Linked DNA regions of Homo sapiens: region 2 is linked to region 1. The links are chromatin contacts, found by Hi-C in ENCODE. All regions are on one chromosome and are shown on one strand. Each heading gives the region's core, a stretch centred on a gene start or an enhancer-like site at or near the end of the contact. The rest is flanking DNA. Distances are from core to core; before and after follow the strand shown. Region 1 has its middle 39 kb from the start of CARTPT. Region 2 overlaps BDP1 (BDP1 general transcription factor IIIB subunit).

Region 1 (3,993 bases), core at 1,026-3,525:
CACCAAAAGCAATGGCAACAAAAGCCAAAATTGACAAATGGGATCTAATTAAACTAAAGAGCTTCTGCACAGCAAAAGAAACTACCATCAGAGTGAACAGGCAACCTACAGAATGGGAGAAAATTTTTGCAACCTACTCATCTGACAAAGGGCTAATATCCAGAATCTACAATGAACTAAAACAAATTTACAAGAAAAAAACAAACAACCCCATCAAAAAGTGGGCGAAGGACATGAACAGACACTTCTCAAAAGAAGACGTTTATGCAGCCAAAAAACACATGAAAAAATGCTCATCATCACTGGCCATCAGAGAAATGCAAATCAAAACCACAATTAGATAACATCTCACACCAGTTAGAATGGCGATCATTAAAAAGTCAGGAAACAACAGGTGCTGGAGAGGATGTGGAGAAATAGGAACACTTTTACACTGTTGGTGGGACTGTAAACTAGTTCAACCATTGTGGAAGTCAGTGTGGCGATTCCTCAGGGATCTAGAACTAGAAATACCATTTGACCCAGCCATCCCATTAGTGGGTATATACCCAAAGGATTATAAATCATGCTGCTATAAAGACACATGCACACGTATGTTTATAGCGGCACTATTCACAATAGCAAAGACTTGGAACCAACCTAAATGTCCAACAACGATAGACTGGATTAAGAAAATGTGGCACATATACACCATGGAATACTATGCAGCCATAAAAAATGATGAGTTCATGTCCTTTGCAGGGACATGGATGAAACTGGAAACCATCATTCTCAGCAAACTATCGCAAGGACAAAAAACCAAACACCTCATGTTCTCACTCATAGGTGGGAATTGAACAATGAGAACACATGGACACAGGAAGGGGAACATCACACACCAGGGACTGTTATGGGGTGGGGTGAGAGGGGAGGGATAGCATTAGGAGATATACCTAATGCTAAATGACGAGTTAATGGGTGCAGCACACCAACATGGCACATGTATACATATGTAACAAACCTGCACGTTGTGCACATGTACCCTAGAACTTAAAGTATAATAATAATAAAATTTAAAAAAAAAAGATGGGCAAAGGACCTGAGAAGACATTTCTCAAAAAAAAAAAAAAAAAAAGACATACAAATGGCCAGCAGGTATATTTTACAATGCTCACTTCACTCACTAATCATCAGGGAAAGGCAAATCAAACCCACAGTGAGATACCATCTCACATCTGTTAGAATGTTTATTATCAAATATATGAAATATAACAAGTGTTGGTAAGAATGTGATGAAAAGGGAACCCTTGTACACTGTTGGTGAGAATGTAAATTAGTATAACCATCATGGAAAACCGTATTGAGCTTCCTCAAATATTAAAAATAGAACTACCACATGATCCAGCAATCCCACTACTGGGTGTACATCCAAAGGAAGTGAAATCAGTATGTCTCAGAGACATCTGCATTTCCATGTTCATTGCAGCACTATTTACAATAGCCAAGTTAAGGAATCAACCTCAGTGTTCACCAGTGGATGAATGGGTGAAGAAAATGTGGTATATATACACAATAGAACATGATTCTGCTTTGAAAAGAAGAAAATCTTGTCATTTGTAACAACATGGATCAACCTGAAAGACATTATGCTAAGTGGAATAAGCCAGGCCCAGAAAGACAAATACTGCATGAGAGGTTCCATTTATATGTGGAATCTCAAAAAGTAGAACTCATGGAAGTAGAGAGTAGAATGGTGGTTGCCAGGGGCTGGAGGGCAGGGAAGTGGGGGTCTGTCTGGGGACACACAAAGTTTCAGTTAGATAAGAGGAATAAGCTCAAGAGATCTATTGCACATCATGTTGACTATAGTTAATAATAATATATTGCATATTTGAAGTTTGCTAAGAGAGTAGAGTTTAAGTTTTCAGCACAAAAAAAAATGCTAAGCATGTGAGGTACTGCATACGTTAATCTACTTGATTCAGCTATACCATAATGTTTACGTATATCAAGACATCATGTTATACACCATAAGCATATACAAGTTTTATTTGTCAATTTAGAAAATAAAAAATCACAGCTGAAACACCTATATGGCTTGGGTAGATCCTGTCCCTGACTGCGGTGTTCTCTTTCTGCTGCAGAGGGCAGTGGAAGACCAGTCTCTTCGGTGCCTGGCCTCAGCATTTTAGAGCAGGACTACTCAGAACTGCGTCAAGGCCAGCGTTCAACGTGACAACTCTTTCTTCCACGGCAGGTTCATCGTGAGGTTAAAGACCCATGACCCCAGAGACTGGGCCTGTTTCCCTGCTCTTCCCATATGAATCAGACATTAAAAGCAAGAGCTGCTAAAATAAAAATGATTAAGCCCTGCCAAGTCTGTGATTCTGGAAGTGGTGAATATGACGTTTCTTAGGGGTGGGGGTTCTGGGGATACGTCTACAAGTAAGTCCTCTTCCTGTCTGTGGCACAGCCTTCTTCACACCCAAGAGGGGCACCTTTATTCCTTTCCACACACACAAGATTTTAACCGTAGCTGCTTTCCTTAGAATAATGCCTCTCATGCTAAACAGATTCCTCACTATCGTCTCACTTTCCAGCTGAGAACTGGTGGCCCTGCATCCAGAGCAGGCACATGGCTCCAGAACGGCTCTGGACACTGCTGTGGATCCAAGCAGCAACTACCCTCTTGCTGTTGTTACTAGTTGATACTTTGCAGAAATGGCATCAGACCCCTCCTATGGATCTTGACTTTCCTGTTGTTCAGTCGGCAGTGGGTTGCAGATACTTTTCATGCAGCTTTACGAACCTATGGATCTGCCTCATCCTCTGCACCTGTTGTACCCATTCCCTATGTGCTCACATTAAAGTGCTCCCCTGCCAATGAATATTTGGGCTGTTTCTATTCTGGGTTGTTTTTTATTTTTAATTTTTGTAGGTACATAGTGGGTGTATATATTTATGGGGTACATGAGATATTTTGACACAGGCATGCAATGTGTAATAATCACATCATGGTAAATAAGGTATCCATCTCCTCAAACATTTATCCTTTGTGTTACAAACAATCCAATTACACATTTTTAGTTATTTTAATGTAGAATTAAATTATTTTTTACTATAGTCACTCTGTTGTGCTAGAAAATACTAGGTCTTACTCATTCTTTCTATTTTTTGTACCCATTAACCCTCCTCACTTCCTCCACCTCCCCCTACTACTCTTCCCAGTCTCTGGTAACCATCCTACTCCCTAGCTCCATGAGTACAATTGTTTTAATTTTTAGCTCCCACAAATAAATAAGAATATGCAAAGCTTGTCTTTCTGTGCCTGGCTTGTGGTTTTTTGTTTGTTTGTTTGTTTGTTTGTTTTACAGAGTCTCACTCTGTCACCCAGGCTGGAGCGCAGTGGCATGATCTCAGCTCACCGCAACCTCTGCCTCCCAGGTTCAAGCAATTCTCCTGCCTCAGCCTCCTGAGTAGCTGGGATTACAGGTGAGCACCACCACACCTGGCTAATTTTTGTATTTTTAGTAGAGACAGGGTTTCACCATGTTGGCCAGGCTGGTCTCAAACTCCTGGCCTCAAGTGATCTGCCCACCTTAGCCTCCCAAAGGGCTGGGATTACAGGTGTGAGCCACCAGGCCCAGCTGATTGTTTCTAGTTTTTATTATCATAAATAATATTGCACTGAATAGCTGCACATCTGTAAATATTTTGCCACAGTACGTTCTAAGAAGTAAAATTGCTGGACATAAGATATACAACTTTAAAATTTCAATATGATTTTAAGCCTCTCTCCACCTGACCTTGGGCATGATGAGCAGATGGAAAAAGGTCCACAGAGCCCAGCAGCAACATGTCTAGGACACCTCCGCCTGCACAGGGGGCAGAGCCTGTTCCCTTGAGAGTTTCTGAAGTGGGCTCCACAACAGATTTTTAAAAACCCTCAGTGGACAAAAGTCTACTCACGCTGCTTTGGTAGAATTGGACATAGCCAAGGAGCTCATCAGAAAA
Region 2 (4,255 bases), core at 1,210-3,709, 260 kb after region 1:
TAGTCCCAAATCATAGTATAAATGGTAACCCCTGGAAGAGCCCAGAATCCACCAGTCAGATTCACATTCTATTTTAGATTTCTATTTCAAGTTAAATATTCCCTTTTAAAATCTCTTAGTATAAATAAAATTATCCAGGGGCATATACTGTAAACATTCAAATGTAATGGCTAACTCAATAGACTCATAAAATTTATATAAGCAATATCAAGCAGAGAGAGTATTATGAATGTTTCAAAACCACCTATGGTTGAAAACGAACTTAAAGTATGCTGCTTGAAAATTAAATTCAGACCTTATTAAGTAGAAAACAAATTATTACCATCATTCCTAAGAGTTACTTTTTTTTTTTTTTTTTTTTACTACTTCCTGAATACTCACACAGATACAGTTTCAGCTTCTGGATTCTCTCTCTCTGTAGTCTCCATTCTCAAAATGTCCAATGTATTCATTTTATCTTTTTCCACGTGGTTCTGTGAATTTAATTTGCTACAATTTATCTACTTACAATAAACAGTTCAAACTTTGTAATAAACAAATGGAAATTAAAACAACAGAACTGGCCGGGCACGGTGGCTCAAGCCTGTAATCCTAGCACTTTGGGAGGCCAAGGCAGGCGGATTGCCTGAGCTCAGGAGTTCAAGACCAGCCTGGGGAACATGGTGAAACTGTCTCTACTAAAATACAAAAAATTAGCCAGGCATGGCAGCGTGTGCCTGTAGTCCCAGTTACTTGGGAGGCTAAGGCAGGAGAATTCTTTGAACGCAAAAGGTAGAGGTTGCAGTGAGCCGAGGTCACACCACTATACTCCAGCCTGGGTGACAGAGTGAGACTCCATCTCAATAAATGAATAAATAAGAACTTCATTTTTTGTACTTCTAACTAGAGGAGATTTTCTAAAAATCCTAAATGCAGATGAGAATTTTTTTTTTTTTTTTGAGACAGGGTCATGCTCTGTCGCCCAGGCTAGAGTACAGTGACATGATCATAGCTCACTGCAGCCTTGACCCCCAAGGCTCAGGTGATCCTCCCACCTCAGCCTCCTGAGTAGCTGGGACTACAGGTGCACACTATGCCCAGCTAATTTTTTCATTTTTTGTAGAGACCAGATCTTGCCATGTTGCCCAGGCTTGTTTCAAATTCCTGGGCTCAGGTGATTAGCCCGCCTCAGCCTCCCAAAGGGCTGGGCTTACAGGTGTGAGCCACCACACCTGATGTACATTTTTTTTTTTTAAGAAAAATGGAATCACACTAAATATTTCAGAAAAATATTTCTGAAATGTTAATTACCAAAGGATACAAAACTGTATTGAAACCATGATTCAGTTGTGTAAAAGAAAATCTGTAAGGAGATATGTGAAAAGATTGGTTGCAAGGGAATAATGAAATTACAAGTATTAGAAGGAATGGCTGGGCATGGTGGCTCACGCCTGTAATCCCAGCACTTTCGGAGGCTGAGGCAGGTGGACCACCTGAGGTCAGAAGTTCGAGAGCAGCCTGGCTAACATGGTGAAACCCCGTTTCTATTAAATATACAAAAAATTAGCCGGGCATGGTGGCGCATGCCTGTAATCCCAGCCACTCAGGAGGCTGAGGGCAGGGGAATCGCCTGAACCCAGGAGGCGGAGGTTGCTGTGAGCCGAAATCACACCATGCACTCCAGCTGGGGCAACAAGAGTGAAACTAAACCTCAAAAAAAAAAAAAAAAAAAAAAAAAAGAAACAAGATTACAACACTTCAAAGAAAAAAAGGTAAAGAAAAAAATTACAAGTAATTTTTGTTTTAACTTTTACATGAATCTGTATTTTCCAAATTTTCTACAATTCAATAAACATAAGATTAGAATAATGTAACTGTACTATAAAGATTATGATAAAAGATATTTCACAAAACAGGAAAAGAAGCAAACCAACATCTTAAAAAGTGTTTTAGTTTAAAAAAAATGGTAACAATAGAATTCTGGAAAAGTTATAAGGAAACAGAAAGATTCATTTAGCAATGTAAATAGATTATTTATGACTGTCAGTTTCACAATGCATAACAATTCAGGAGACTCAGACATACCAGAAAATTTTTTAAAGTAATAAAAATAACAAATAACAAAAGACAATGCATAACAAGAATCACAAAAATATTTAAAACATTATTTGACCCAACGATCCCACCCGTCTCTAGAAATTTATACTTTGTTTCCTTGAGAAAGCCTTACTTACAAAATTGTTTGCTTCTAATGTACAAGAGTTAAAAAAACAAACAAAAATAGAAACAATCTGAACATCCATTAGTAGAGAACTGATTAGGTAAATCAATAACATGTTAACATGACACAGCTATTAAAAAGATCAATTGGACCCAAAAAAATGTAAATTAATAGTTTCAGAGGAAAAGGGTTTTTTTTTAATTTTTTATTTTTTTGAGACAGAGTTTCGCTCTGTTGCCCAGGCTGGAGTGCAGTGGTGCAATCTTGGCTCAATGCAACCTCTTCCCTTCCGGGTACAAGTGGTTCTTTTGCCTCAAACTCCCGAGTAGTTGGGATTACAAGCATGTGTCACAATGCCCAGCTAATTTTTTTGTATTTTTAGTAGAGATGGGATTTCGCCATGTTGGCCAGGCTGGTTTCAAACTCCTGGCCTAAAGTAAGCCACCAGCCTTGGCCTCACAAAGTGCTGGGATTACAGGTGTGTGCCACCGTGGTCAGCTGAAAAAGGTTTTGGCAGGGCACGGTGGCTCAATATGGTGAAACCTAGTCTCTACTAAAAATACAAAAATTGGCTGGGCATAGAGGCGCGCGCCTGTAATCTCAGCTACTTGGAAGGCTGAGGCAGGAGAATCTCTTGAACCCAGGAGGCAGAGGTTGCGGTGAGCCGAGATCACGCCATCGCACCACAGCCTGGGCGACAGGGCGAGACTCCGTCTCAAAAACAAAACAAAGAAAAGAAAAAGGTTTTAAACATTATACACATTATGGTTAAAAATTATAGAAATGTGTGCATACATAGATAAAGTTATTGGCCAGGCATGGTGCCCTCATGCCTGTAATCCCAGCATTCTGAGAGGCCAACGCACACGGATCACTTGAGGTCAGGAATTCAAGACAAGCTTGGCCAACATGACAAAACCTCGTCTCAACTGAAAATACAAAAATTAGCTGGGCGTGGTGGTGCATGCCTGCAATCCCAGCTACTTAGGAGGCTGAGGCACAAGAATAGCTTGAACCTGGGAGACAGAGGCTGCAGTGAGCCAGGATCATGCCATTGCACTCCAGCCTGGGCGACTGGGCGAGATCCTATGTCAAAAAAAAAAAAAAAAGACGGCAGGCGTGGTGGCTCACGCCTGTAATCCCAGCACTTTGGGAGGCTGAGGCAGGTGGATCACATGAGGTCAGGAGTTCGAGACCAGCCTGGCCAACAAGGTGAAACCCTGTCTCTACTAAAAATACAAAAATTAGCCAGGCATGGTGGCAGATGCCTGTAATCCCAGCTACTTGGGAGACTGAGGCAGAAGAATTGCTTGAACCTGGGAGGCAGAGGCTGCAGTGAGCCAAGATCGTGCCACTGCACTCCAGCCTGGGCAACAGAGCAAGACTCCATCTCAAAAAAAAAAAGAAATAAAGAAAGAAAAAGAATAAAGAAATTTATTGACCAGGTGAGCTGGCTCATGCCTATAACCCCAGCACACTGGGAAGCTGAGGCAGGAGAATCACTTGAGGCCAGGAGTTAGAAACCAGCCTGGTGAACACAGTGAAACTCCATTCCAAATTTTTGCTAACTTAAAACAGAAAATCAGGCCGGGTGCGGTGGCTCACGCCTGTAATCCCAGCACTTTGGGAGGCCAAAGCAGGCAGATCACGAGGTCAGGAGACAGAGACCATCCTGGCTAACGCGGTGAAACCCCATCTCTACTAAAAATACAAAAAATTAGCCGGGCATGGTGGTGGGCACCTGCAGTCCCAGCTACTCAGGAGGCTGAGGCAGGAGAATGGCGTGAACCTGGGAGGCAGAGCTTGTAGTGAGCCAAGATCACGCCACTGCACTCCAGCCTGGGAGACAGTGAGACTCCGTCTCAAAAAAAAAAAAAAATTATCTGGGTTTGGTGGCACACACCTGTAGTCCCAGCTACTGGGGAGGGTGATGTGGGAGAATCACTTGAGCTCAGGATTTCGAGGCTGCAGAGAGCCATAATACTGCCATTGCACTCCTGGACTCTGTTGCCTGGGCAATAGAGCAAGACCCTGTCTCAGAAAAAACAAACAGAA

The links. A loop is a pair of places that touch in the nucleus more often than their neighbours do. Pooled maps may share reads with other maps.
Region 2: a loop to region 1 is called in a map of Panc1, with 5 times the contacts of the local background. The contact joins two enhancer-like sites. A Hi-C loop is called at or near these places in 5 of 168 maps with a recorded cell type or tissue (Calu3, GM12878, HCT116 and 2 more) and 3 of 50 pooled maps.

The regions. Positions count from the first base shown.
Region 1 is chr5:71,756,258-71,760,250 of GRCh38, reverse strand. It overlaps the pseudogene LOC100422013. Among named protein-coding and RNA genes, the nearest start is that of CARTPT, 39 kb to the right of the region's middle. Within about 2 kb of position 2,275, at least 3 of the 41 ENCODE cell types and tissues checked have a DNase peak (open chromatin) inside an H3K27ac peak, as active enhancers do.
Region 2 is chr5:71,497,780-71,502,034 of GRCh38, reverse strand. BDP1 (BDP1 general transcription factor IIIB subunit) reads right to left here. Exons shown (of 39, transcript NM_018429.3): 14 at 382-473. Among named protein-coding and RNA genes, the nearest start is that of BDP1, 44 kb to the right of the region's middle. Within about 2 kb of position 2,459, at least 2 of the 41 ENCODE cell types and tissues checked have a DNase peak (open chromatin) inside an H3K27ac peak, as active enhancers do.